Regions from separate parts of the Homo sapiens genome. Here all the other regions are linked to region 1. The links are chromatin loops, found by intact Hi-C in ENCODE. Cell type or tissue: endothelial cell of umbilical vein. All regions are shown on one strand. Each heading gives the region's core, and the rest is flanking DNA. Links, peaks and the distances in the headings are about the cores only. Region 1 overlaps MTHFD1L (methylenetetrahydrofolate dehydrogenase (NADP+ dependent) 1 like). Region 2 overlaps MTHFD1L (methylenetetrahydrofolate dehydrogenase (NADP+ dependent) 1 like). Region 3 overlaps MTHFD1L (methylenetetrahydrofolate dehydrogenase (NADP+ dependent) 1 like).

Evidence for each region. A loop is a pair of places that touch in the nucleus more often than their neighbours do. Peaks named below come from ENCODE experiments on the same cell type or tissue, not always from the same donor. Only the 100,000 strongest peaks of a DNase experiment are listed, where the experiment ranks them.
Region 2: a loop joins it to region 1, with 16 times the contacts of the local background. A loop is called at or near these places in 1 of 110 quality-filtered maps.
Region 3: a loop joins it to region 1, with 10 times the contacts of the local background. A loop is called at or near these places in 1 of 110 quality-filtered maps.

Annotation. Positions count from the first base shown.
Region 1 is chr6:150,978,318-150,985,135 of GRCh38, forward strand. The region is part of intron 20 of MTHFD1L (methylenetetrahydrofolate dehydrogenase (NADP+ dependent) 1 like); the gene reads left to right. Among named protein-coding and RNA genes, the nearest start is that of MTHFD1L, 120 kb to the left of the region's middle. In endothelial cell of umbilical vein, for the core only: no CTCF peak of the experiment used is centred there; a DNase peak (open chromatin) is centred at 2,994; H3K27ac peaks cover 2,654 bases.
Region 2 is chr6:151,033,489-151,040,306 of GRCh38, forward strand. MTHFD1L (methylenetetrahydrofolate dehydrogenase (NADP+ dependent) 1 like) reads left to right here. Exons shown (of 28, transcript NM_015440.5): 25 at 1,005-1,112; 26 at 3,477-3,629. Among named protein-coding and RNA genes, the nearest start is that of MIR12131, 66 kb to the right of the region's middle. RefSeq lists an enhancer at 2,567-3,766. In endothelial cell of umbilical vein, for the core only: no CTCF peak of the experiment used is centred there; DNase peaks (open chromatin) are centred at 3,173 and 4,073; H3K27ac peaks cover 4,413 bases.
Region 3 is chr6:151,057,709-151,064,526 of GRCh38, forward strand. All of the region lies in intron 26 of MTHFD1L (methylenetetrahydrofolate dehydrogenase (NADP+ dependent) 1 like), which reads left to right. Among named protein-coding and RNA genes, the nearest start is that of MIR12131, 42 kb to the right of the region's middle. RefSeq lists enhancers at 2,358-3,557, 3,805-3,974 and a cis regulatory region at 3,890. In endothelial cell of umbilical vein, for the core only: no CTCF peak of the experiment used is centred there; DNase peaks (open chromatin) are centred at 2,053 and 2,603; H3K27ac peaks cover 5,000 bases.

The sequences.
Region 1 (6,818 bases), core at 584-5,583:
TAGCTTTCGATGTCCCATACACATTTGGCATTTATTATCCTTATCCAGAGGTGCTTGTCAAGAAGCTACCTAATTGATTGCAACTCTGCTGCTTGCTCTCTGTAGAGAATCACACAGACCTGGCTGTGTTCCCCAGGTGCTTCCTGGGTACATGAGCATAAACACTCATGCAGCAGAGGAGAAATATGAGACAAGTGCCCAATTAAAACACAGGGTGATCTTTGCCTCAGACATTTCAGGATTAGGATTTAGAAATCAGAATGAATCGACTTAGCAGTTCCAAGACAAATTGAATGGGATTGGGAAACAAAGCCTTGTTAATATTTTCATTAAAAACGCCCCCGTTTCTGAGCCATTCCTGAGCATTAGACCGGTGCTGAGACTATCATATACCTTCTCACTCAATCCTTAAAACCGTCTGTGGGATCAGTGTTACTATCCTCATCTTACAGATGATGTAACAGAAGCTTAGCAAGATGATGATACATGTCCACGATCAATCAGAGAGTAAGTGACAGAGGACGTGACCTGAGGGCTCCTCCTCGCCAAAGCTTGTGGGTGATCAGGCGGCTATTGTGCTCAGTGTTTTTCTCAATGCTCTTTACCTGGTTGCCACCCTCTCCCATTAAAAAATAATTTTAGCTGGGCGCAGTGGCTCACTCCTGTAATCCTAGCACTTTGGGAGGCCGAGGTGGGTGGATCACTTGAGGTCAGGAGTTCGAGACTAGCCTGACCAACATGGTGAAACCCTGTCTCTGCTGAAAATACAAAATTAGCCGAGCGTGGTTGTGGGCCCTGTAATCCCAGCTACTTGGGAGGGTGAGGCAGGAGAATCGCTTGAACCTGGGAGGCAGAGGCTGCAGTGAGCTGAGATTGTGCCATCGCACTCCAGCCTGGGCAACAAGAGCAAAACTCTGTCTCAAAAAAATAAGAAGAATTTTGGGTGAGCTGTCTACAGCAGATGGTCACAGTTACAGGAAGTACCAATATAACTATATTGTACCAATATATCGTAATGTGCGCCAACAGTGGTGGTCCTTTTTGGTCCTTTTTTTCTTTTCTGTGTTCTACTTTAACATTTCTTCCTCCCAAGTAGGTTACTGATTGAAGATGACCTTATCGAGTCCCACTGTTTCCTTGCTCTACCTCTCAACCTGTATTTTTGGGGGACAGTTTTTTAATTTTTTTATTTTCCTTTTTTGAGACGGAGTCTCACTCTGTCTCCTAGGCTTGAGTTCAGTGGCACGATCTTGGCTCACTGCAACCTCCGCCTCCCGGGTTCAAGCGATTCTACTGCCTTAGCCTCCCAAGTAGCTGGGATTACAGGCACGCACCACCATGCCCGGCTAGTTTTGTATTTTTAGTAGAGATGGAGTTTCTCCATGTTAGCCAGGCTAGTCTCAAATTCCTGACCTCAGGCGATCCACTCACCCCTGCCTCCCAAAGTGTAGAGATTATAGCTGTGCACCACTGCACCCAGCCTAGGGGACAGTTTTATAATCAGTCTTCTTGGCCTTCAGAGGACTCTGCTGGTGGCTATACCCAGCTAGTGGCTTGTTCTCTCTTTCCACTTTTATTGCCCTGAAATTCTAAATATTCCATCATTTTGGTAGAAGAAAACCAGACCAAACTAAACATTCTCATGATTTCATCCACCTTTAAAAAAAAAAAAAAATCTGACGTCAAGTGATCCTGCAGCTCTAAGCTGTAATTCTCCCAGACCTTGCCCTGTTTACATTATTTAAAAACACTGATCTCAGCCTGGGCTCCACTTTTGTTATTATGATGCTTCCAGGTTTTTTGTCTTTAGTAAATTTATTCATAATTAAATCAAGGTTGAGAAGTGCTGGCTTATTAGAGACTCTGGCTGAAGGTCATGTGCGAACTCAGGAAACTGCTAATCACAGGTCGTGTTTTTCAGCCCCTGTCTTCAGGAAGGCTTAACTCTAAGGGAGGGTTGTTTTGTGTCATCTCCAGAGCTCTCATTTCTCCTGTGTGGCTTGGTGCCGAAGCTCATTCGTCCCCTCGCTGTCTGTTCGGCCCTTGTCCTACCTCCCCTTTCTCTTTCCACGCTTTTGTGTAAAGTAGCCCTCTTTCAAGCTGCTCCTCTGTCCTTTGAAAACAAATGAAAAAGCAAAATGTTCTTCATATACACTAAACAGGAAAGTATGCAAAGTAATGTTACAAACACCCATGTTCCCACCACTCTGTTTCATCAAAATCTTAACATGTCGCTGTGTGTCCTTTAGTTTTTTTGTTTTTTTAAAGAGATACGTTTAGCTGGGCATGGTGGCGCATGCCTATAGTCCTAGCTACTTGGGAGTCTGAGGCAGGAGGATCAATTATGCCCAGCAGTTTAATTCTCCTGGGCAACAGAGTGAGACCCTGTCTCTAAAAAAAAAAAAAAAAGAAAGAAAGAAAAGAAAAGAGAGAAGAGAAGAAATCAGATATTAGAGACACAGTTGAAGTTCCCGTGGACCCTCCTGATCCCGTTCTTTTTTCTGCTTCTCTCCTGATTTGAGTGATTATCGTTTCCGGGTGTGTGTTTCTACTTTGACCACACACATATATGTACACTAGAGATCTGTAGCGGAGGTTCTCAGACTTTCTCTGCTCGTGACCATTAATGGCCCAGCAATTTTTTTCATGGTACCGCCCGGGCAAGAGAAATACCTAACATGTCCATTTATTAAATAGGTCCAAACAACTTAATGAGTATTTATGTCCTTACAACTAAGTGGCCACCTGAAAAAAAAATACATATGAATTCGAAGGAAAAAATAACATCATTTCATTTTTAAATTACCACCATATGTTATGAATGAGATGTGTGTCCTTGTCAGGCACCAGACAACTTCTGACCCTTTGTAACCAGTTGACACCCGCACCTCATTTCCTGTTCCACGTTGATTTTCACACGATTTTTGCATTTTGCTGCGGTACCTGCCAAAAACTTTGCTTTGCAAATATATGATGTCATGGAAAGGGATGTAGAGCACTATTGTTGAAGCAGTGAAAAACCTCACATGAGTAGTATTTGCAGTGTCCAACGGATGTCCTGTATTACCGCGTTTCCGTCAAAAATTTAAAATACCCCACGGTGCCTCTGAGTTTGCTGCAATGCCTCACGGCACCTCATTGCACATTAGAATCACAGATGTGCGGCTTTTCTTGGTATTTTTTATGTGTTTTCAAATTTTATATATTAATAGATATTAACTGACTGCATTGTTCTCTAATGAGGTCACTGCACTTTTTCTGTAAATGGCAAGATCATAAATAGTTTGGGTCACAGAGTCTCTGTCCCAAGTACTCAATTTAGAAAGCAGCCATAGGTAAAGCATGAATTCATAAACTAGTCCATGTTTAGGAATGAGTCTGGCTGTGTTCCAACAGATGTTATTATTGGTTCCTAACATTTGAATTTCATATAATTTTCACGTGTAATAATACTCTTCTGATATTGTTGGCAACATTTTAAAAGGTGGCCAGGCACAGTGGCTCATGCCTGTAATTCCACTGCTTTTGGAGGCCAAGGTGGGAGGATTGCTTGAGCCCAGGGGTTCAAGACCAGACTGGGCAACATAGCAAGATCCCATCTCTATAAAAAAAATTTTTAATTAGCCAGGTTTGGTGGCACATGCCTGTAGTTCCAGCTACTCGGGAGGCTGAGGTGGGAAGATCACTTGAGTCCAAAAGTTTAAGGCTGCAGCAAGCTATGATCACACCTAGCTACTTGGTAAGCTACTATGGACAACATGGTGAAACCCTGTCTTGAAAGAAAGAGAGAGAGAGAGGGAGAGGGGGAGAGAGAGAGATAATACTTTTTAAAAGAGAAAGAAAGAAAAGAAAGAAAGAGAACACTTTTTAAAAGGATAAATAATTTTTAAAAACTTAATAATTTAACATGTAAAAAAAAAAAGATGTAGACCATATACAAAACCCAGAGGCACCTGGATTTGTCCTGCTAGCCATACTGGCCAACCCCTGCTCTATAACTTGATATTTTTGTGCAACATAACAGTTTTGCATTTCTCTATGTCACTGTGATCCAAAAAGCCTCATTTTGCCTGCAGTTTAGCCTTCTGTGCGTGCATGTAGCACGTGCATTTGTGCATTATTTGTCAAGGGGCTTTCAGATTGCTTCCAGTGTTCTGCTGTTACAAATAATGCTACGGGGGACATTCTTGTCCATGTCTCTGAGATTTAGTCTAAAAGGTCTTCTAGGGACTATATACAGGAGTGAGATTTGGGGGGTTAAAAGTACGCTTAGCAACAACTTAATAGATAAAGCCAAATTGTTCTGCAACGTAATACCAATTTATATCACTACCAATTGTGTGTGTGAGATTTCTGACCTCTCCACGTTTGTCCTGACACTTCTTTTTTTTTTTTTTCTTGAGACAGAGTCTCTCTCTGTTGCCCAGGCTGGCGTGCAGTGGCATGATCTCAGCTCATTGCAACCTCCACCTCCCAGGTTCAAGCAATTCTCCTGCCTCAGCCTCCCAAGTAGCTGGGCTTACAGGTGCACACCATCACACGTGGCTAAGTTTTGTATTTTTAGTAGAGATGGGGTTTCGCCAAGTTGACCAGGTTGGTTTCAAACTCCTGACCTCAGGTGATCCACCCACCTTGGCCTCCCAAAGTACTGGGATTACAGGCATGAGCCACTATGACCGGCTGAACGCTTCTATTGTTAGATTTTTTTAGCTCTTGCTAATCTGATGGTAGTTCATTATAGTTGTGAGATTTAGCATCTTTATGGCTGTTTCTGGGCATTTGTGAATTGTCTATTTTGTATTGTGCTATTTACCTTTTTCTTACTAATTAATGGAAATCCTTTATAGATTCCGAATACGAATACTTTGCCATTATGAGTTACAAATATCTTCTCCCCTGTATGGCTTATCTTTTAAATATGCTTGTTGTACCTTTTCTTGTCCACCCTTTTCTTTATGATTTCTGCTTTTGGAGGTTATAAAGATAATCATTTGTATTGCCTTATAACTGTTGTCTCTTGCATTGAGGCCTTTAATCATCTTAGAATTTGTTTGTGTAATGGTGTCTTTTTTCCTTAACTCTTACAGTTTGTGAGACTTTTCTGCCCTGGTGATATGTGCATCAGTGGTTGTTAGCCCAGCCCTATGAAAAGGGCCAGCTGGCCTCCATAGATCTAAGGCAGCCGAGAGTGCTGTCCCCTTTGTCCCAGGCTCTGCAGCATCCAAGGCGAGTGCAGATGGGGCCAGCTGTTCTTCCAAAACCATCATCTCTTCTTTACCTGCTCCTTCTGAGCTTCACCTGACATGGCTGTGCAGTCCCCAGGAAAAAGAAAGTCTCTCTTGTCTTCCTACTTCCTAAGTCAATCCTAGGAACTGTTACGTTCAATTCCAAGCAGTTGTCATAAAAGAAGTTTCCTTGGAACTTTGAAAACAAAAGAAAGGGTTTAATTTTCTTCTTTTCGTTTTGTTTTGTTTTGTTTTTAATTTTTTGAGACAGAGTCTCGTTCTATCCCCCAGGCTAACAGCTCACTGCAACCTCTACCTCCTGGGCTCGAGCGATCCTCCCACCTCTGCCTCCTGAGTAGCTGAGACTGCAGGCACAATCCACTACACCCAGCCAATTGTTCAATTTTTTTCTGGAGATGAGGTCTCACTACGTTGCCCAGGCTGGTCTTAAACTCCTGAGCTCAAGTGATCGCCTGCCTCAGCCTCCCAAAATGCTGGGATTACAGGCATGAACCACTGCGCCCATCCAAAAGGATTTAATTTTATGGTCAAATTCTACATTGTCTATTGACTTTAATATTTTTATAAAATTCTTTAAATAAAATGTCTTTACCTGGAATACCTTCAATGTACTTACTGGATTAGAGGCAGGTAGGTCCTGTTTGTATGGCTAGTATGTTCATTAAATATGAAAGTAATGGAAAGATGTTTATGACATAAGGAGAGAGGAACCTTCGCCTGTCAGGATAATAGAAATTGAAAGATTTTTATGACCTGGCTCAGCAGAAAAAGGAGTATATGATGTTAGCAATTTTTTAGAATTGATTTTTCAGAAGAAACATGCAAAACAAATGAGAATTAAGTAGCTAGAAAGCCTTTTTCCCCCCTTTATTCAGATAAAGTAACTGAAGACTTTTAATGAGAAGCCTGGTTTCTGTCTTTCTACACGGTGCACTGGGAATAGTAAGCTGTTAGAAGTCAGTGCTTAGAAGTACCTACCATCCTAAACACAGGAACCAAAAACAAGGGAAAAAAAAAAAAAAAGGAAGATAAATAAAGTAAAAGTAAAAAAGTACCTACCGTCCCAAATTTTGTATATGATGATGTTCACGTTTTTGAACTTACACATATTCTTCTGTATAAGTAAAATATTTCATAAAATTAAAAATGTTTTATAAAATTAGGAACAGAATTTCTTAAAGATCAACATGGTACTAATACATCTTACAATCTGTCTTTCAAAGTTTCAATAGACTTAACTTAGAGTCATTTTTTAAATTGCATTTTGATGCCAATATAATTCATGTGTCATTTTCCGCTATAATACAATGAAAATCCAGATAATGGAGATGGATTTTCTTCTGAGTAGCCACGCATATTAGGTTTCAGGCTCCAATTGCCTGGTTTTGAATTGCTCTTTGCCATGTGCTGTCTGTGACCTTGGGTGGGTCACTTCACCTCCCCCAAATCTAGGTTTCTCCAATACCTACCTCCAGGCTTGTTCTAGGCATGAAGTGCAGTGATGATGGAGAAGGCATGGACTGTGGCACAAATAGAAGAGTCAGGGGTTGGCAGCTCCTATTCCCACTGTAC
Region 2 (6,818 bases), core at 623-5,622, 55 kb after region 1:
ACTTTATCTGTGGAATATTATTTTCCTAATGAATCATTCTTGTTTCTGAAGATCCCTTGCCGTATGCTATCAATAGTCTGTGTCCTGGTTTTCAATCTAACATTATGGAAATCTTCTCCTCCAACACACTTATTTGCCTGTATCTAGTCTTCTCACATTTCTTCCATGCCACATGACTTCTCATAATTTGCTTAAGTGACAGTAGGTTCAACCTCTGATTTTCCAATATAGTGTTTGATCACATCAGCATTTATGTTAAAATCTCAATCCATTACTGCTCATGAAAAAATACTTGTTTTTAATACTATGAACCCGTATTCAGACCCACTTAAAAACCAGCACTCACAATTTCGTTGGGAGACTCCTGTCCTGACATATATGATTATTTGAAAATTATAGTAAACAGGCCAGGCGTGATGGCTCATGCCTGTAATCCCAGTACTTTGGGAGGCCGAGGTGGACAGTTTGCTTGAGCCCAGGAGTTCAAGACCAACCTGGGCAACGTGGTGAAACCCAGTCTCTACAAAAAATGCAGAAAAAAAATTAGCTTGGAGTCATGGTGCACCCCTGTAGTCGCAGCTACTCAGGAGGCTGAGATGGGAGGATCACTTGAGCCTGGGAGGTTGAGGCTGCAGTGGGCTGAGATTGTGCCACTGCACGACAGAGTGATACTGTCTTAAAAAAAAAAAAGAAATTATAGTAAACTATATTTTTTTAATGCTACAATGGATAAAAATGGTTACAACTAGATAAGAAGCCTCTAAATTGCCTGAACACCTAAGACTTATTTGCTAGTTGACATCTGATCTATTTCTGACACTGAAAATTTCAGTGCTTTAGGGTGCTAAAAGGAAAAAAGAGGGTTTGCTAGGAATCCTGCAGTTGCTGAGGGGGTACTCTGATAAGGGAATTTTAAGCAATTACAGAACATCTCACTAAAGTTTTTAAAAAATCTTTAACCAGATTAAACTTATACAATTTTGTTATAATTTGTGTTTCTCCAGGTTCCAATTGTGGACAAGATAAGGACCATTGCTCAGGCTGTCTATGGAGCCAAAGATATTGAACTCTCTCCTGAGGCACAAGCCAAAATAGATCGTTACACTCAACAGGTAAAAGTTCTACTTTTAGGGGAAAAGAAAAAATTCACCTTAGGCTCTCAGAATACTCAGCTTGACTTGAGGATTTGTACATATCGCACCAGCTAACCTTTGCTTAATCTATTGTATGGTTAACAAAGATGAAGGTAATATCCTCGGGTAGAGTGTAGACTATATTTAGAACTTTATGGTGAGGCATATATCCTCTGATCCATGCATCATTTACTTCTGTGACTATAAATGTGTCTGATATGGGTGGTATCCCTGTTTTTAGGTGATGTGTGATCTTTCATCCCTCCCACTCAGCCCTGAATGTTGAAGCTATCCTTTGGAGTAGAGCTGCGGAGTCAGATTTAGATGAATTGCAATGCTTCCTCTTCCTTACAGGCCTCTTACTTACTACCTTAAAAATGCTAGCGTGGTGCCAGGGTAGGCAGATAGGAGTGCAGCCTATAAAGATGGGAATGTTTGCTGTTCTTCTTATGCAAGCGGTTCACTGGCTTTTTACTGAGCTTGTCCGCTGAGATTGAAGGCTCCATCATCTTCTACCTCTAGCCACTGACAAAGGCAAGTAGGCAAACAGCTGGGAAGGTGGCTGTGATCTGACAGCATGCATCACCATCTAGTCCAGTGACAGTCATGATCAATCAACTCCACTACAGGAGGCTCAGCCACCTTCACCAAAAGGACCGTATGCCTCGAGTGTCCCTCCTACTTTGGTGTAGTCGGATAGATAGCAGTCAGAACACTTTAAGAGCCTGCTGGCTAAAGAACTTCATGATGGGTAGCGTTGACCTTTTCTTTAAAAAAAATCTCCAACTCCTTATTCTTTTTTGTAAACCCATTTGAAATTTTGTTAAATGCTGCCGTTGCCAGCCAGGGTATTTGTTCTCCTAGGTTTGGTAAAATAGTCAGCAACTCAGGAAGTTCTAAATTCTTAGAATTTTCCCTGTATGTTCTTGGCTTATCCTTTACAAAAAGGATTCCCAAGCACTGCTCTGTGCACAGGCATTGTGGTGAAATTTTCATTCATGTGCAATGAACCAAGTAAAATAAGGTCATTCTCATAAGGTTGGTTTGTTTTTTTTTCCGTGAGTTTTTAATAATGATATTTAAGACTATCATTTATTCTAATATTAAGTCTTTTCTCCTTTCAGTGTTAAAATGGTATTTCTTTTATGAAGTAATCTGGTGAGAGTATATGGCATATTGGTTGGTTTTTTTCTTTTTAATATGCCTACTGACAAAATTTTTACATTAGCAAACCTGTATTAGTTCATAGAAATTACTTCAATATTTAACCATGTCTGAAATTTAAAATTCTGGCACCATTTCTGAAAGACAGTTGTGATTGTCACTCAGCAAAATTCTTATCGGTATAGAAGAGTGGAGATTTCAAAAAGAAAATGGCCCCAAGTCCAAGTCCTCCCTGAGTTGATAAGACTCTAAGATCTTCCAAATAGTTTTAGGCTAAGTCTTATGAAAATTTAACTAAAGATTTCATTCCCTTTATCTCTATCAAGGAAATATTCCTTAAAAGTGATGTCAACCGGGCACGGTGCTCACACCTGTAATCCCAGCACTTTGTGGGGTCAAGGCAGAGGATCAGTTGAAGCCAGGAGTTTGAGACCACTCTGGGCAACATAGCAAAACCTCCATCTCTATTTTTATTTTTTTTTTAAAGTTAGTGTCAAGTATGTGGTTGCAATGAATTAGCAAAGCCTCTAAAGGAACACTGTGTGCCATTTAATCAGAACCAGGCTTTGAGGACACTGTGCTTTTTGTGAGACACCACATGTGACTTCCTGCTCTTTCACCTTTGGAACTCTGGGTCAGACATAGACTTTGGTCCTTAAAAACAAGAAGCTTAAATAGTGACCTCATCTTAGTTCTTATAATGTAATTGCAGATCAAATAGCCATGATTCATAAACCAACACAAAGGAACCCTTTGCTTCCTGACTGACTCCAGAATGAGTGAACAACATGAGTAAGAGCCTCGTCGCAGAGCCTTTCTCCAGACTACCTTGCTGGGTCCCGGATATTAATAGTCTTGGAAAGTGGTTTCTACAGCTGCTGCTTTGCCTGAAAATAGCCATGCTTTCCCCAAACATGCACATAACACTGCCTTCTCTTAAAGAGAGCCTCCAAAATAAACAATAGTCACCCTTGACCTGCTAAACAGTCATCACATGGAGATGAGTTTTTATCCTCACCTTCTTGCTTCTTCAGTGAACAAGTAGTAACAAGCAGCTCCTGCGTGTGCCTCGATCTGAGCCGGCATACCATTGCTGCCGAGACTGTATAAAGTGCAAATTGAAAAGCACAGGAGACTAACATCTGTATCAGTGAACACATTTTCTTTCCTTTCTCACAGGGTTTTGGAAATTTGCCCATCTGCATGGCAAAGACCCACCTTTCTCTATCTCACCAACCTGACAAAAAAGGTGTGCCAAGGGACTTCATCTTACCTATCAGTGACGTCCGGGCCAGCATAGGCGCTGGGTTCATTTACCCTTTGGTCGGAACGGTGAGTGAGTCACATTTTCCAAAAACCCTCCCCATTCTGCATTGCTGTGGTGCCTCAAATCGTTATGCTCCGCCCGCTCTTTAAAAATCATGGATTAGGGAAAATTGGGAGTAATTAATAGTACAGTATTCGCTATTTTTCTAAACACTGTGTCTCACCTACTTTTGCCATTGTGGTTTGGATTTTTCTTTTTTTAGATCATGTGTTCAGGGTCCTTAGAGTCATAATACTAATTTCCTTCCTAAGGTGAGTAAGAACATAACTTGGGAGAATTCAGTCTGTTATTTAAATGGTAGAATGGCTTAAGACAGTGGTTGTCAACCTTTATCACACATAGCACCCAAAATGATGTCATCACGGTGGGGTTGACTGCTCACACCAGACAGGATCTGCCCAGTCACCCCAAGGGCTGGGGAAAGCAGTCCTCACCCTCTCTCACTTCCCCAGCACGTCAGGTGGGAAGCTCTGGCTTAGGAAATTACTGAATCATAGGAGTTCTCATTTTTGATGTTGTTGTGATGGGATCATGTTGCTATTGGATGATTATTCTGTTATTTTGTGTTATCTATGGGGGTAAAGGAGATGGGCAGATAAATAAAAGCTTATCAAAGTGCTTAAAATCCATGAAGATGGGCTTCATTTGGTACAGCTACACAGTGATAGCCTTCCGTTGGTACCGTCAGTGGCCTAAATTTGACTTCTTGTCTTTGGGAGTGCTCCTAAATTTGGTTTAGAACAAAAAAGAATTCTTACAACCTAGCAGATCCCATGGCAAGCAAAGAAAAAAATATTCTAACCCATCATTATCGTCATCATTAGTGCAAAGTGATCTGAGCTTAAACAGCATACATTATCATAATTTTTTATAATAAACCATGTTGCTTTATTGTGCAAACAAGCAATAGATAGATAAAAAGTGCAGATTCTTGCCTTGATATTTACATACTTCATCTAATATTGGACACAATGTTTTTTCAATCAGCATTTTTTGAATTCTTCCTGCATGTGAGGCACAGAGATTTTAGGATGAGCAGGTGTGAGACGCATGGGTTTGAATAGCACAGAGGTATCTGGAGAGCACTGTGTTGGTATTCTGAATGCCCTCAGAGCCCAGGGGGATAACAGCTCATTATGCCTGGGGTAGAACTTACCCAGGATGTGGAAGAAGAGGGGATTCTTCAAAAAGAGCTCAGCCTCTGAACTGGCAAAACAGTGAGTTTTGACTCAAAGGCACCAAAGTACTAATACATGACATCCTCTCCTGGGGTGATCCGATGTGGCTGGAGTTGGATGAGGGGGGGTGGCTGGGGATGGGAATGGGAATGGGATTGGGATAGCAGGACAGGGTCACATGGCCAAGGATCTTGAAGACCATCTCATGGAACTTGAATCTGATCTCTACACACTGGGGAGCCACGGTAGGGTGGGTTTTTTGTTTGTTTGTTTCTTGGTTTTTTGTTTTTTTGGTTTTAAATAAGGAGGAGAAGAATGTGGTCTGATGTGTATTTTAGAAAAATAGCTCTGGCAGCAATATGGAGAATGTTTAGTGAAAAGAGAACCAGGCCCAGAGAGGTGGGTTAATTCAGCTCGGGCCAGAGGCAATCAAGGTCCGCACTTTGGCCACAGAAGTAGATACAGAGAGTGGGGGTGAATTGCAGACATACTCTAAAAGTATCCTCCTACCGTGGGGGCCGGGGGAAGGGACCGTTCTAGCTTGGTGACTCTGGCTAGTGATGCCATCGGTCATGGAAAGGACACGGGAGAAGGCAGATTGGCAGAGCCAGAAATGAGCCTGGCTTGAACAGAGAGAGCTCAGAGGGTTAATAGGATCTAAGGAATAGTCTGTGTCTCCACTGGAAATACAGACACAGTGCTTCAAAGAAAGAGGCAGGAAGGTCACCCTGGTGGGTTTAAGGATATGGGTGAAGGCAGTCGTTAAACAAGAGACACAGGGATAGCTGGAAATCAGTGAGAAGACAGTGAAGGAAGACACCCCTGAAACACCCACGTTAATGCAGCCGACTCCTAGCAGGGGTGCCTTCCAGGAGGCGGGAAGGAAGGAGCAGCGGCATGGCAGAGAACGTCCAGAAAAATCCCACAGACACCGCTCGTAGCAGTGTTGGCACAGGGAGAAGGGCCTGGATGAAATGGGTTCTGAATGACATTTTCAGGTCTACAGTTCAGATCAGTGGTTGCCAGGAGTTGGGGGAGGGGAAGCGTTTGACTGCAGAGGGGCAGGAGGGAACTTTTTGGGATAATGCAAATACCCTATGTTTTGACGTGGTAGTGATTCCATGGCTATATACATTCTTCCAGACTCATAGACCTATTCACGTGTGTTGCCCAGGCTGGACTCAAACTCCTGGGCTCAAGCAATCCTCCCACCTCAGCTTCCCAAGTAGCTGTGACTACAGGCTCATGCCACTGTGCCAGGCCTGTGTATAATTTAATTATACCTCAGTTAACAAAAATGGGTGCTGAAGAGCTTGCTTTATATTCGTTAGAATGGCCTCAGTCAGCCGGGTGCGGTGGCTCACGCCTGTAATCCCAGCACTTTGGGAGGCCGAGGCGGGCGGATCACAAGGTCAGGAGTTCGAGACCTGCCTGGCCAAAATGGTGAAACCCCATCACTACTAAAAATACAAAAATTTGCCGGGCGGGGTGGTGGGCACCTATAATCCCAGCTGCTCAGGAGGCTGAGGCAGGAGAATCGCTTGAACCCGGGAGGCAGAAGTTGCAGTAAGCCAAGATTGCGCCATTGCACTTCAGCCTGGGTGACAGAGCAAGACTTCATCTCTAAATACATACATACATACATACATACATACATGCATACATGCATACATGCATACATAGAATGGCCTCAGTGATGGCCACTTTACTCCTGAGCTTTAGCTGGTGAAAGCCTTGGCTTAGGGATAAGAGGGCGGCTGGACAGTGCAGGCCCAGAGAGACTGGACCATCAGGGGAGGTGAGGGGTGACGGAGGTGCCCAAACAGAGCATGAAATGGTAGAGTAGCTGAGAAGGTTAGCCTCAGTCACGATCTGTCCTGTCCTACCCTCTGAGGACTCTAAACCCCGCAGTAGTTCACCCAACAAATTCATTCACTCGGCCAATGCTGCATAAGGCACTCAGCTCGGGGCTACAGGGAGCCCCAACTTTAAGAAGCTTTCTCTGCTTCAGGTAGT
Region 3 (6,818 bases), core at 558-5,557, 79 kb after region 1:
TATTTCTACCTTTTCTTTCTCAAAACATTCCACAGAACAGTCTTACCTTCGAGGAGAGCCGTATGCATGACCTTTTGTTTGTTTGTTTGAGACGGAGTCTGGCTCTGTGGCCCAGGCTGGAGTGCAGTGGTGCCATCTCGGCTCACTGCAACCTCCGCCTCCCAGGCTCAAGTGATTTTCCTGCCTCAGCCTCCCAAGTAGCTGGGATTACAGGCGCGTGCCACCATGCCCAGCTAATTTTTGTATTTTTAGAAGAGACAGTTTCACCATATTGGCCAGACTGGTCTCAAACTCCTGACCGCACATTATCTGCCTGCCACCACCTCCCAAAGTGCTAGGATTTCAGGCATAAGCCACCATGCCCAGCTGGAGGCCTTATTTTTACTGCTATTCAGAGAACCTGTGGCTTATCCATGGAGGGCTTAAGCTTTGCCTTTTCTCTTGCTCATTTCCATACCTAGCAAGAGCTTAAGCTGGTTTATTGCACTGACATTCTAATGAAATATAAATAGCTTCTCAACAGAGAGATAAGAAAGAGGAGTATCTAGTACAGCAAGACCCTCTGGGTGGGTCAGGGCCAGCTGGGGCCGTGCCGGGGCTCTGAGTGGAGGAGGTGGCGTGGGAGCACTGATGCTCGGGCTCTGTCACATCCGTTTTTGGCATTTGTCCTGGCAAAGGCTGCATTTCTGATCTTTCAGAAAGCTGTGGGTACACTGTACAGAAATGTGTTTTGCTTGCTTTGAAGGATGACCTACTGGCTGACAGCCAGCCAGAATTAATTCCATATACATTTGCAGATTTTCAGTATGAGAGACGGCAATTAGCCTACAGAAACCCATTTAACCCCCGAGGTGGAGCTGTATGGTGAAGACTGTTATTTATGGGAGTCTGTGTAATTTGCCTCTGTGACAAGGGACAGCCATGGCTCAGGAGGGCCCACGCCACCCTCCTTTTCAAGGACTCCTGCCCCTGCCTGAGTGGCTTGGCCTGGCCTGGCCATGTGAGTCTTGTGGACACGTGCACATCAGTCAGGGACCCCTGTGGTATGGACCAAAGGGTTGTTTTTTACTGTTTTAACTTATTTAATAGCATCTCATCAGTATTACAGGCATGTGCCGCCACGCCAGGCTAATTTTTTTTGTATTTTTAATAGAGACGGGGTTTCACCATATTGGCCAGGCTGGTCTTGAACTCCTGACCTCAGGTGATCACCCCGTGTCAGCTTCCAAAGTGCTGGGAGTACAGGCGTGAGCCACCGCACCTGGCCCACAGAGCTTCTAAAGGAAATGTGTTGGTTTTTTAATCAAAGTTGAGGCAGTGCCTCAGTGAGGGGCAGGCTGGAGCAGTGGTAAGCGCGCTGAAGGAGTCGGGCTCTCTGGGCCCAAAGTCCTGCCCTGGCCACAGAGTGGCTCCCTTCCCCCTGAGGTGGGATGATGTTCTCCAGGGCCTTTTAGCTCCAGGCTGCTACAGTTCTAAACTGGTGGTGGTGGTGGTGGTGGTGGTGGTTGTGGTGGTTGTTTTAGATGCAGTCTCACTCTTTTCCCCAGGCTGGGATGCAGTGGCATGATCTCGGCTCACTGCAACCTTCGCCTCCTGGGTTCAAGCGATTTTCCTGCCTGCGCCACCACGCACAGCTAATTTTTGTATTAGTAGAGTTGGGGTTTTGCCATGTTGGCCAGGCTGCTCTCGAACTCCTGACCTCAGGTGATCCGCTCACCTCAGCCTCCCAAAGTGCTGGGATTACAGATACGAGCCACCGCACCTGGCCATGATTGTTGTTTTTATAAAATCAGAATATAAAATTTGAAAATGTTCTTTTTTGGTGAGAAATGAGAACTACCAAAGGAGTAAAATGCTCTAAAAGCCATCAGGTCCTTCCCACAGTATTGAGGCTCTGCTCTTACCATTTTGTTAAATAAGTTTTGTTCCTAACACTCTTTGTGATATGAAGTATTCTTGCTAATCAAGCTGCCCGGAGACTGGCGTTTCCCAGAGCAGTTTCGAAAGTGGAAATGATGCTGCATTTCCTACCCACAGTCTGGAGGGTGGCTGTGCTCTCTGCACGGTGGGTCTGTGCTGCTCAGTTACGGGATGGTAAGGGAAGGCTCTAACTCGGTGTCTTACACCATGCACTAGGGAGTCGCCCGCTTTATTTACGAGCGAGTTGATGCTTTCAGTGGGTTTTGGCTTTGCCTGGTTCCAGACTCAAGCCCTTCCTCTAATGTAGGGCGGGTACAAGAGAGACTTGAGCAAGGATATTGGGATTTAAGGGAAGGGCAGTGCAGGCCAAGGTCAGCAAGAGGACATCTCTAAGATGAACAGCACTGCATTTGTGGGAAGCAACCCTGCCATAAACAACTCAGTTAACGTTTACATAGTAAATAATTGCATTGCCTTGGGCTGGAATAGGGACGCCAGAAGGTATAGGACCATGTGGAATTCAGAAAAGGGAGCCCTGAAGAATGAGATTTTATTGTTCTTACCAGGAGAGTCCAGGTGCTAGAGTTCTCTCCTTGTAAGTGACTAACCTTCTCCCTTTTGGTACACAATCCTCAGATGAACGGAGATGATTCATTAGGCCATTCTAGCTTAATGGATGCATCACTGTGCAACCACGCAAATGCCTCATTTCTGATTCACTCATTTAATATTTATTGAGGAGTGCTGGGTACTAGGCCATTAGAAGAACAAACAACAACAACATAGGCCTGGACCTTGCACTTGCAGAGTTCACAGGCTAGAGAGGCACACAAGTTAAATATAGAGACAGCTGAAAGAGCTGACGTCTGGGACAGAGGGAGCCCCCTGCTCCAGGAGCCAGGGAGCAGATGCCATGGGGGGCTGGCAGGGATAGGGAAGTCAGGCCAGGAATGGGGTTACCTAAGCCGGATCATGAAGGACGAGAACAGACTCACCAGGGGTCGAGGGACAAGGAGGCAGCAAGTCCGCAGCATGAAGGCAGGAGAGAACATTGCTGTAAGCCTTTACCATGGCCACTGCATGGGGAGGAAACAGGAGATTTGGAATGAGCTGTGACACTGGGCAGGAAAGCAAGACCCAGGTCTTGTGAGGCCTTGAGCGTCAAGCTTAGGAGTCAGGACCTGGGGATTTTAAGTACAGCAATATCATAATTACATTCATGTTTCAGAGAGATCACTCAGGCAGCAGTCTGGAAGGTGGAGTGGAAAACGGAGAAATTAGTCATGAAGACCTATTTAGAAAGTAGTAGGCAAGAAATACCCAGGGCCTAACCTGAGGTGTAGGCAGGGGATGGGAATGAGAGCAATTACCGAACTAGAATGAACTAAACTCAATGAACAGGAGCGGGGAAGAGGGAATGCAGAAATGGCTCTCAGATTTCTGACTTGTTCGCTTAATGACTGGGGTTGTCATTTGTTTAGATAAGCAATAAAGAACCTAGAAACAATTTTAGGCGGAAGATAGTTGTGTTGGGAGCCCCTAAGACCATGATTTATTACAGCACAAGGATACAAAGCAAAATTAGCAAAAGGAAACAGCACGTGGGGTCAAGTCCAGGGGAGCTCAGGCGCAAGCTTCCAGAGTACTCTCCCCATAGAGTCACACAAGATACACTTAGTTCCTCCAGCATTGAACTATGACGACACCTGAAATATTGTCTGCAGAAGAGGCTCATTAGAGACTCAGTCCCCAAGGTTTTTATTGGGTAATGGTCACGTACCAAATTTCAGTCTCTCAGAACAAAAGCAAATGTTCAGCATAGACCATTTTGTTTGTGAAATTTAGGCACAGTGAGCCCCTCTTGTCAGTTAGAGGATAGTTGAAACCCTCCCACAATCCAAGTTCTCAGACTCAGGCCTGCTACATTATTTCTTTCCTACACAGTAGTGGATTTGGTTACTAACATGTTGGATCTGAAGCATTTGTTGTAATTTACAGTGAAGATGTCCACTGCACAGTTCCGTATTGAGTCTGAGGTTCACTGGAGACATCTGTGCTATCAATGAAAGTTTCTGGAGTCATTAGCCCCTCAAAGGGTCATTAAAACCAGGTCTTCTAGAGAGAAAGTCTAACCCTGTATTCCTTTAAACCACCATAGAGACCATCTAGTTCTTCACATTATAAAAATGAGAAAACTGAGTCCCCAGCGATGTGGCTTGGTTGCACATTTTTCTATTTCAAGTCTGTTACTCCTTCCATCATACCAGACTGCCTCACAAAATGACAAAGTCAGGCATTGTTCATAAAAGAACAAAATGGCATTTAGGTTATAAATCAGGCCCTTGTAAGTTTGGTTAATACAACTTATTTCCCAAAGATCCTGGTCCTCAGACCCTCAAAAGGAGAGCTGATCACATCAAGGCCTCTACCTGGAAGGAATTTCTAAGCAGCCTCTAAGTCAACTGTTCATGTTCAGTCCACCTTGATTTACAAAGAACAGTGAATCATTAAGACCTTTCTCTCCAAGGCCGGGTGCGGTGGCTCACGCCTGTAATCCCAGCACTTTGGAAGGCCGAGGCGAGCGGATCACGAGGTCAGGAGATCGAGACCATTCTAGCTAATACGATGAAACCCCGTCTCTACTAAAAATACAAAAAAAATTAGCCAGGCTTGGTGGCGTGCACCTGTAGTCCCAGCTACTCGGGAGGCTGAGGTAGGAGAATGGCGTGAATCCGGGGGGCAGAGCTTGCAGTGAGCCAAGATCGCGCCACTGCACTCCAGCCTGGAGAACAGAGACTCCATCTCAAAAAAAAAGACCTTTTGCTCCTCTTTGCTCTTGTGTCTGTTTAACAGATTTTTATGTTAACAGGCACTCTGTTTGCCACTAGGAATAAAAAGATAAATGGGACAAAGTCTTTGCCCTCAAGTTACTTATATTCTAGAGCCAAGAAAGAGATAGATGAAGAACACATCTTATATATTAGGACTGTGTTGGGGGCAGGAGTAGGCAGAGTAACCCTTTGGATATGGGAAATGAAAATAAATCAAACTCAAAACAAGTTTATTATTTGCTTGAAGCTCTGGTAAAAGATAAAGTGAAACCTGCAAACTGTAAAATGAAGTTGCTGCTACACATTTCTCCAGTTTTGGATTTCATTCTTGGATGGCCTTTAACTTGGATAGAAGGATACAAGACAGCCATATATATATATATATACAGCTGTTGCTCTTTAAGATATCCACTTCACCCTGTTGTGGGGTGGGAGGAGGGGGGAGGGATAGCATTAGGAGATATACCTAATGTAAATGTCGAGTTAATGGGTGCAGCACACCAACATGGCACATGTATACATATGTAACAAACCTGCACCTTGTGCGCATGTACCCTAGAACTTAAAGTACAATAAAAAAAAAAATTAAAGAAAAGAGATCCACTTCGCTCAGCACATGTGATTTGGCTTTGGTCTTTGGTGTTAATTTGGATGCCTAAAGAACTGACTTTCCTTGATGCTCACTCCAGCCTTTTTAGGACTAGATTGGATACATTTACATGTTTGCTGGCTGTTTTTTCTACAGTCACACATCCTACCCATAATAATATTGCAATATTCTAAGTTGTCTTGGAGGATATCATCAAGTAGGTGTCAAGTAAAACTTAATGGTAGACTGTAAATTTTAAAACAAGTTACAGGTCATTTGTGTAGTCTCTCTCTCTATATATATTAAAAGAAACAAAACTTTTCCCTCTTGAATCTTTATTCCTATCTCAGCTTCATTTATTGCCTCGTTTGTCATCTAAATGGTCTTTGTTCTTTCAGCTTTCAAACATGATTAATTGACATTGTGCAGCATAGCACAGGGAAAAGGCTGAATATTTTGTATGATGAGTAATCTAGTTAAACGCCCATCTTTCTTTTCAACTTTACCAACAAATGTGTCTTATGCAGATGTAAGGGCGGTTTGCTTATTTCCCTGTTCAAAATTTTATGCTATTAGCCTAGCATAGCATGTTTCTTTTCCATTGAGCTAGCCAAAAATAATATTGACAAATTCATGAAGCCTTCCATCTGATACTGTTGCAAACTTATGCAAATGTATTTTAGACTGTTAAGGGAATGTAAGAATTAAATAATTAAACATCCAAATGTCAAGAATGGGATAGGAAGAAGTAACTGGCCTCATGTTGGAAGTTAATGAAATATTTGAAAATATACCTTTAAAATCAAAGACATGAATTTGTGTTTTGGGTTTTTTTTTTTCAGATTTGAATAAAGCAGAGTATAATATTATAGTTGCTGCAGGAAGTTATGAGCATTTCTGGAAGTGCTTATTTTCAGCACATGCTACTTAGAATTTTAAAGGACATTCAGTGTATCTTTGTCATGAATCTTTCTACTGGGACCAGGCCACTCCTGGATGAACTCACAGATTGAGAGCTTCTCAAAATGTAAAATCAAATTGTCTTTTAAAATATGCTATTTTAAAGTTCTGGAGAATCAATGAACTTTAAATGAAAATCGGCCAATACTTGGCAAAAAGTCAATTTGAAGAGTTGTCTCTTTATAATCTCTGATTTCACTTATAGAGCTTGCTTCCAAAAAAAGTACTACGTATGTCATAAATCTGAAATGTTTTGCTTTTATGCCATTTTTAAGTCCTGATAAATATTCTTGAAGTGTTAAATTATTATTATTATTATTATTTGAGATGGAGTCACTCTGTCGCCCAGGCTGGAGTACAGTGGTGTGATCTTGGCTCATTGCAACCTCCGCCCCCCCGGATTCGAGTGATTCTCCTGCCTCAGCCTCCCGAGTATCTGGGATTACAGGTGCCTGCCACTGCATCCGGCTAATGTTTTGTATTTTTAGTAGAGACAGGGTTTTACCATCTTGGCCAGG